Linked DNA regions of Homo sapiens: region 1 is linked to region 2. The links are chromatin contacts, found by Hi-C or POLR2A ChIA-PET in ENCODE. All regions are on one chromosome and are shown on one strand. Each heading gives the region's core, a stretch centred on a gene start or an enhancer-like site at or near the end of the contact. The rest is flanking DNA. Distances are from core to core; before and after follow the strand shown. Region 1 overlaps LINC01344 (long intergenic non-protein coding RNA 1344). Region 2 has its middle 83 kb from the start of ZNF648.

What was found. Hi-C counts contacts between places; a loop is a spot of excess contacts on that map. ChIA-PET counts read pairs that join two places held with the same protein, here RNA polymerase II (POLR2A). Pooled maps may share reads with other maps.
Region 1: a map of mammary epithelial cell shows a loop between it and region 2 (12-fold over the local background). The contact joins two enhancer-like sites. A Hi-C loop is called at or near these places in 12 of 168 maps with a recorded cell type or tissue (Caco-2, PC-3, breast epithelium and 7 more) and 8 of 50 pooled maps. POLR2A ChIA-PET finds 5 or more read pairs at or near these places in 1 of 52 experiments (MCF 10A).

The regions. Positions count from the first base shown.
Region 1 is chr1:182,214,983-182,218,919 of GRCh38, forward strand. All of the region lies in intron 2 of LINC01344 (long intergenic non-protein coding RNA 1344), which reads right to left. Among named protein-coding and RNA genes, the nearest start is that of LINC01344, 97 kb to the right of the region's middle. Within about 2 kb of position 2,274, at least 4 of the 41 ENCODE cell types and tissues checked have a DNase peak (open chromatin) inside an H3K27ac peak, as active enhancers do; they include mammary epithelial cell, where a contact is called at or near this core.
Region 2 is chr1:182,143,007-182,146,964 of GRCh38, forward strand. No RefSeq gene overlaps it. Among named protein-coding and RNA genes, the nearest start is that of ZNF648, 83 kb to the left of the region's middle. RefSeq lists a silencer at 368-544 and enhancers at 553-1,221, 1,222-1,889. Within about 2 kb of position 1,270, at least 28 of the 41 ENCODE cell types and tissues checked have a DNase peak (open chromatin) inside an H3K27ac peak, as active enhancers do; they include mammary epithelial cell, where a contact is called at or near this core.

The DNA of each region.
Region 1 (3,937 bases), core at 1,024-3,523, 73 kb after region 2:
TTTTGACTGCAACCCATCATATAAGGTCAAGTGTGGAATTTTCTATTTATGATGTCATGTCAGCATTCAAAATGTTTTGAATTTTGAAGAATTTTGGATTTTGGATTTTAAGGTTAAGGATCCTCGACCTATCTAGCAAAGGCGGGTGGCTGGAGACTGAGGCAGAGCCAGACCACATAGGCCTAACGGATCATGTTGAAGACTTTAGATTTCACTTAAGAGTGAGGTAAGGATATGAAATATATATCTATCTATATATATATACACACACACACACTCACACACACACACACACACACACATATTTCTTTTTGAGACAGAGTCTCAATCTGTGCCCAGGTGTGGTACAATGGTATGATATTGGCTCACTGCAACCTCTGCTTCCCGGGTTCAAGCGATTATTGTGCCTCAGCCTCCCAAGCAGCTTGTATTACAGGCATGCGCCATCATACCTGGCTAATTTTTGTATTTTTAACAGAGATGGGGCTTTATCATGTTTGCCAGGCTGGTCTCGAACTCCTGGACTCAAGTGATCCACTCACCTCCACTTCCCCAAGTGCTGGGATTATAGGCATGAGCCACCACGTCTGGCATGAAAGATTTTTGACTACAGAGTGACCCGTTGTGATTTATATTGTAAAAGATGCCTCAGAACCAAGTGTTTCTGGAGAGGTGCCCCCCAGTTAACACAATGAGGCAACCAATCAATCAAAACATCCTTTAAAAATATTTCACAAGTCTAGCTAATAGGAAGAATGCATCCCTCCCATTCACTGGTCATGAATTAAGCTGTAAAATAATTCAATGTAGGTTCCCAGAGAGAGCTGCAAAATTTGCATTCTAACTCCACTGCCAAAATCAGCAAGGCAGGAACAGTCTTTTAGAAGTATCAGGTCCCAATTGTAAGTGGACAGCCCAAGTGCATATGCAGACAGCATGGTTTTATTACACTAACCAGGAAAAAGAGCTAAACACTAACTACAACAAAACAAAAATTATTGTCCTTGCATGGGACAGCCTCCAAGATTTAATTGGTTGATATCCAATAACTCTTTATGGTAGATGAATCATACAATTTCCTGAGAGTTCATTTAAGTCTAATTCATTATAGTGGCCCATGAGGAAGCCATGCTACTTGGAAGTAGACATTCCACACAAGTCTTACAAATGTTTTTCCCAAGCTGTGATGGCTCAACTTGAAATATTCATGCCATTCTAGCCCAGCAAATTTTGGAGTTTTCATTAAGCATAGATCCTAGCGGGTCACCTGTATTTAGAAGAAGCATGACTTCCTTCCTCATCAGATTATTGGTAGGCTCCTTTATTGCTATAACACATGTCCTTCCACCCACTTATCTAGTTTCCCAAGCATATGCATTTGTCTTTAATTAGCAAAATAGAACAGCTTCCTGGAAGTCTAACTTCAACTCTCAAGTCATACCAAAAATCTAGCTGAACTTATTATATTTATTAAGCATTTAGTTAAGAGTCTGAGAAACATGATATCTATCTATACCTCTAAATATTTTAATTTTTATTGTCAGATTAGCCTGGAATACCAAATACCTGTAAACTTGAACCTCATCACCTTACCATCTCAAATAAATGCCTTTACTATATTTATGTTTTTGTGGAGGGGGTTGGCTTTTATCAAAAATTGTCATGAGAATTCAACTTTTTTGTCCACTCTGAGATTGATATAGAGAACCTTATATCACTTAATACCTCCTCCTCTTAGATAATGAGAATTATTCTATATCAATCCTTCTGTCTCTTTTTCTTTCTTCCTTTTTGTTTCTTTTCCCTTTCTTAATCTTTTTCTATGACAACCATAGTCTTGGTCAAGTTTTATATTTAATCCCAGCTACTGCTTTGCCTCTTATGGTGGCTGGAAATTAGTTTTCTCTTTCTTAATTGTACATCCCCATTTAAAATCTTTATTTCATTAATCTGAATGTTTCCAGTTCATGAAAAAAGTCATTTAAAAACAGGATGCAAACAAATTAAACTAAATATGTTTTTCTTATGTTCTGAAGTATTTATCTGCTTTGGATGGATGGTGAGTTGTGAGCACATACCAGCCAACAGAAGGTTAGGATAAAAGATTTGATCTACAACACTAACACAACAAAACAAAAATGATTGTCCTTGGATGGAATAGACTCCAAAATTTAATTGGTTGATATTCAGTAACTCCTTATGGTGGATGAATCCTACCTTTTCCTGAGAGTTCATTTATGACTAATTCCTTCCAGTGACCCATGAGAAAGCCATACTATTTGGAAGCAGACATTCCATTCAAGTCTTACAAACATTGTATGAGTCCAGCTAACGGAATTCAGAATGATTCGGAGAAGCGCTTTTTATTAACCTACTTAAGACAGGCAGTGTTCTCTCTTCTTCATAGATTTACCTTTGAGGACAGGCACTGGTAAGAGCATTGAAAGAGGAGTCAGGTTACACAGGTTCTAATAGCTGGCCTCTAAATAGCTATTGATCATGGGTAAGTTCTTCCACCTTTCTGGGACTCATTTTCCTCATCTGTAGAAAAACTCAGACTAGAGAAATACGAGGCTGCTTCCAGGTCTACCATCTTATGGTTCTCTAACTTATTCTATAAAAGGTATAGAAGAATGGTTCCTGATCTCAAGAAGTTTAGATTTCTTCAAAGGAGGTAAAATAGCAGCCATGTCCCATTTCTGAAGAATCACAAATGTACAAGTAGATCTGCATATTGAAAGTTGAAGTTTATCAGTCAGGGATGGTGGCTCACACCTGTAATCCCAGCACTTTGGGAGGCCAAGGTGGGTGGATCATTTGAGGTCATGAGTTTGAGACCAGCCTGGCAAACACAGTGAAACCCCAACTCTACTAAAAATACAAAAAAAAAAAAAAAAAAAAAAAAAAAAGAAAGAAAGTTGAAGATTATCAATATGACAATGGGTTGAGGTAAAAATATTTTGCCTTTGTTCTTTTTTTCTTTAGGATAGTCTAATATAATTTGAAAAAAAATAAGATTTCATGAATTAATCACCCTCAGCATTTTTAGATTCAAACAAACAAAAAAACTTCTGTTATTCCTCCTACTGGGTGTGAACTTTCTTGCTAGGAGCATTGTGTCCTGTACACATAGGACAAGGAAGGGCAGGACTGGACAAATATTGATCTGAGTGCTAGTTGAGATGAGCTGTAAAAAGGATTACTCAGAATGGAAATATGTAGTTTGAAAAGTGTAAGGGGAACACACTCATACACTGATCATAGAATTTTAACTCCATATAAACTTATGAAAGGAAGGAGAGCAGTAAACAGCAAAAACCTTAAAAATGTGTGTTATGGGCCAGGCGCGGTGGCTCATGCCTGTAACCCCAGCACTTTGGGAGGCCGAGGTGGGCGGATCACCTTACGTCAGGAGTTCAAGACCAGCCTGGTCAACATGGTGAAACCCCGTCTCTACTAAAAATACAAAAATTAGGACTGGGCTGGCAAGATGGAAGAATACGAACAGCTCTGGTATGCAGCTCCCAGTGAGATCAATGCAGAAGGCGGGTGATTTCTGCATTTCCAACTGAGGTACCTGGCTCATCTCATTCGGACTGGTTAGGCAGTGGGTGCAGCCCACGGAAGGCAAAAAGAAGCAAGGTGGGGCATCACCTCACCTGGGAAGTGCAAGGGTTTGGGGAACTCTCTCCCCTAGCCAAGGGAAGCCATGAGGGACTGTGCCCTGAGGAATGGTACATTCCAGCCCAGATACTATGCTTCTCCTATGGTCTTTGCAATCCGCAGACCAGGAGATTCCCTTGGGTGCCTACGCCATCAGGGCCCTGGGTTTCAAGCACAAAACTGGGCAGCTGTTTGGGCAGACACCAAGCTAGCTGCAGGAGTTGTTTTTTTGTTTTTGTTTTTGTTTTTCACACTCCAGTGGCACCTGGAATGC
Region 2 (3,958 bases), core at 20-2,519:
GAAGGGAGAAAGATCCTCCAGAAAATAAAAAAAAAAATTCCAATAAAACGAAGTTGGTCCACTGGCAATATAGTACAAAACAAAGATCTTGGTAAGAAAACATCTCCCTGATTTTGGGGTTCCCATGAAAATAACACAGGTCCCCATGAAAATAACGTAGATGAAGCAGCAGAGAACTGACAAAGGCTGTGGAAACATGGAAAGAGTAATGATAACGCAGAAATCAGAGGTGAAGTAAAAGCACAAGTGAACCTTCACAAAGCTGGGCTAAGTGATATTAACGTAGCTGCTATTAACCAGAAATTCCCAGTCAAGTCAACCAGGCTTGGCAGTGGTGGCCACCAGAGGGCGCTAGAGTAGAGTCCGTGGGAGAACTTCAGCGGTGGCCCTGCAGGTTTGAGAGGCACCTTCCCGGAGGATGGATTTGAAGGGCTGAGGGTCCAGCAGTTCTGTGGGTTGGCGGCTCACAGGAGAAAGCATGAAGACATACTTCCATCCTCACACCCCCGAAGGTCCTTGCCTGGACTGGAAGCTAAAGAAGCGCATGCTACATTGTTTTCCTAGTGACAAAAATCCCAGCTGGCCTCTGGTTAACTTTTCAAACAAATGGCACTGATGTGATATTGGGCGAACTCTAGGTGTCACTGACCTAATAAAAAGAAAAAAGCTATTTGCTTCCCATTTTCCGATGCAGTGAGGATTTCACAGTGATCTCAAACACAGTGAAATACATAAAAAGAGCCTAGCTTAATGGGGGCACCCAGCAAATGCCCAATAAACATCTGTTCCCTTTCCTCAATAAACCCCATTTGCCTCTCAGCCTGCAGCCTCCCACACTGGTGGACCCACGTGCCCCTCAGAAGTGAAGCTTTTGGCCCCTGTAAAGCAGCAGCCCCTCTGGCCAGAGAGTCTTTTGTCCCAGAGCCTTTGTTGTTCCAGATTTCTCACTGTGAGGCCTCAGCAGCTGCCAGGGGGCCACCCCAGGAGCTGGAATCAGAGCTCAGAAAGACAGCAGTCCTTCTTCTGCTCCTTTCTGGGCCCGCATGCCCCAGCCCCACACCCAGCCTCAACCACACTGCCCTGCACACCCTCACCGTGCCCCCACTTCTCCACAATGTGTTTCTAATCTGCCCAGGAACAGTCACCAGCTCACTTTTCCTGCCTGGTCTCATTAGCGTGGCCTCTGGGCCTGGGCCTGGGTGTGTAGCCCAGAGGCTTGCACGGAGGTGATCAGATTGCAGGGAACAGTATGTTTCCCTCCCTGCCTCTGCTTGTTTTCTTCAGGGGCCAGGGCCAGCCAGCTGAGCTGTCTTCCTCTTCCCCGGCTTCTCATCCTCCCTCACACATGGTCTGACTTCAGTGGGTGGGGGGATGAGCAGAGGGTGTGACACACACGAGTGTGCATGACTGGCATGTAGGGAGTGTGAGTTGTGGGCAGGTTTCTTAAGGGGAGGCAAGGCTGCTACTACTCCGGGAAACAGGCCTGGGAGCCAGGGGGAGTGGAGGAGGAAGGCCAAGCTGGGGATTTGTACAGACCAGTTCTGGCCAGATCTCTTAAAATGTTTTGTTCTTGCATTGCTGCTGCTGCTGCTGTTGGTTTTTTTCCCCCCTTCCCTGTGCTGAGCTGTCATTTCTTAGTCCAGCCAGGCCCTTATGAACTTCTGGTTCCTCTAAACGGTAAACACCCTGGTTTTCCAGACTACACCATAGCTCTCTTTTCTTATTTGCCTTCAAAATACACTTTAAAAAAAAAAAAAAGAAAGTAGAAAATGGCAATATCAGTGATAAGGGCAGGGCATGCACTGAAAAAGAACAGTTCAATCTAACATTTATCGAGCCTGCCACCTTCCTCAGCTTTATTCTCTCCTTTCTTGTTCTTGGTAACAGCAGATAAGAAATCAGCTGTGGGTCAATACGTGAAAAATGTTCACTCTTTTAGAGTAGTATTAAAATAAATATTTTCAATGACAACATTAAGCAGTTAATAATTAAAGCATGTGCATATGTATACTTAAAAGGGGCTGGAGTCCCTTCTGTCCAAATCAAATTTTCCACAAGCGTTGGTAACAAGGTGGCTGGGAATGTTGAGATGTGAGACTGGCCTTCCAAGGATCAGGAGGGCAGCTGGTGGTGGGTCTGCTCTCTCTCATCACTCTCAGTGGCGACATCACCGTCCATCCTCCCCAGTACTAAGATCTGCTTCAGGAAAGAGCCTGAAACCAGCCACATGTATCTCATGTTGGTGAAGGAAAATCACAGTAGTGGTCCTCAGTGGGACTCTAAAATGACTTCACATCAGCCTCATTTGGTAAATGAGGAAACTGAGGCTCCAAGAGGTGATGTGTGTCACCCAAGTTTCCATAGCAGAGCTAGAAAAAGACCTTGTTCCTGGGGTCCTGGGAGAGGGTCCTACTGCCCAGCTCTGACGGATGAAAGGAAGGCTTTTTTCCATGGTACCAGCTGTTGCTATGGGCAACCCTAGAGATCACTCTGTGGGGTGTGGGATCCTTCGGGAGAGCTTGTGCTTCCATTTGGAGAGACTTCACAAAGAGGGTGTGCCATGGGGACTAACATAAAAAATCAAGAGTGGGGAGACAGAAAGAGGAAGGTCAGCAGAACTGTCCAGATTTCTACAATGCCCGCCCTTCTTAGGCAAGCTAAGCCATCTACGTGTTGGGGGCATGGTTGCTGGCCCTCCGGAAACCCCTCGGATCTGAAGAGCAGACAAGAGCATCTGTCATCTCACAGAGATGCCTTGGGATTTGAATACTTGTTTTGTCTTTGGCCTGGAGTTTTACTCTTAGAGCTCCTTGCCCAGATATTCCATGGTAACCCACTGTCATATTCTGCATAGTCCTCTGAGATAAATATGGAGAAATTATGGAATGCAGGGGAAAGAATTCTGAACTTCAAATGAGAAGAGCTGGGTTTGTGTCTGGCTTCACTCCTTACTTGTGTCTAATCAAAAGCAAATCAAAATTGAAAGTAAGAGCTAAATTTTTGTTAAGGTAGGATTTTAAGGCAATTGTTAAGTCAAAGATGTATCTTAAGCACCACATTCAAAACCACGTATTCTCGTACATCACTCTTACTGTATTTTCTAGACTCTAAGAAGCCATTGACTAAGACACAGCAGCGAGTTAATAACAGCTTTTAGGGGGAAAGGAGAAGAAAAATGTTTCTCTGTTAAACATACACATCAATTGTAAGACACAGGATCTCTGAAATGTCAGGTGTGAAGATCAAGCTTCTTGGAATGAAAGAAACAGTGGTATTGTTAACATTTTGAAGGAAGACTGGCTCAGGGAAGGGCAAAAGACATTTTTGAACACACGGCTACTTATCGGGTTAGTAGAATGTTCCCCAAATTCTCCTTTGTAATACCTACATCCTCTTTGGCTGTTCCCCTCCTGGTCCTCAGTCTTTTGTTTACCTGTCATTGAAACTTTCCACCAGTTTGGCCAATGGCCATTGTGTCAACTGCAGCTCAGACTTGTCCAGGCAAACACCGGCTCACTGACCAGGTGCTCACCAAGCCTCAGGGTACACATACCAGCCCCGCGGTACCATACCCTCAGGGTACACAACCACACCCACAGACACCTGGTAATACTGCTTCATACTACATTAATTTTCCTGTAAGCAAACTTTCTGACTTAAATCATTTTGTTTCAGAAGTAAAAGTGATAATTTCACTTTACATGCAAAACCTATATCACTTCTGTAGATACAAAGTAAGCATAAAAATAGTAAAATGGGCCAAGCACAATGGCTCACACCTGTAATCCCAGCACTTTGGGAGGTCGAGGCAGGCAGATCACTTGAGGTCAGGAGTTCGAGACCAGCCTGGCCAACATGGTGAAACCCCGTCTCTACTAAAAATACAAAAATTAGACGAGCATGGTGGCGCATGCCTGTAATCCTAGCAACTCAGGAGGCTGAGGCAGGAGAATCACTT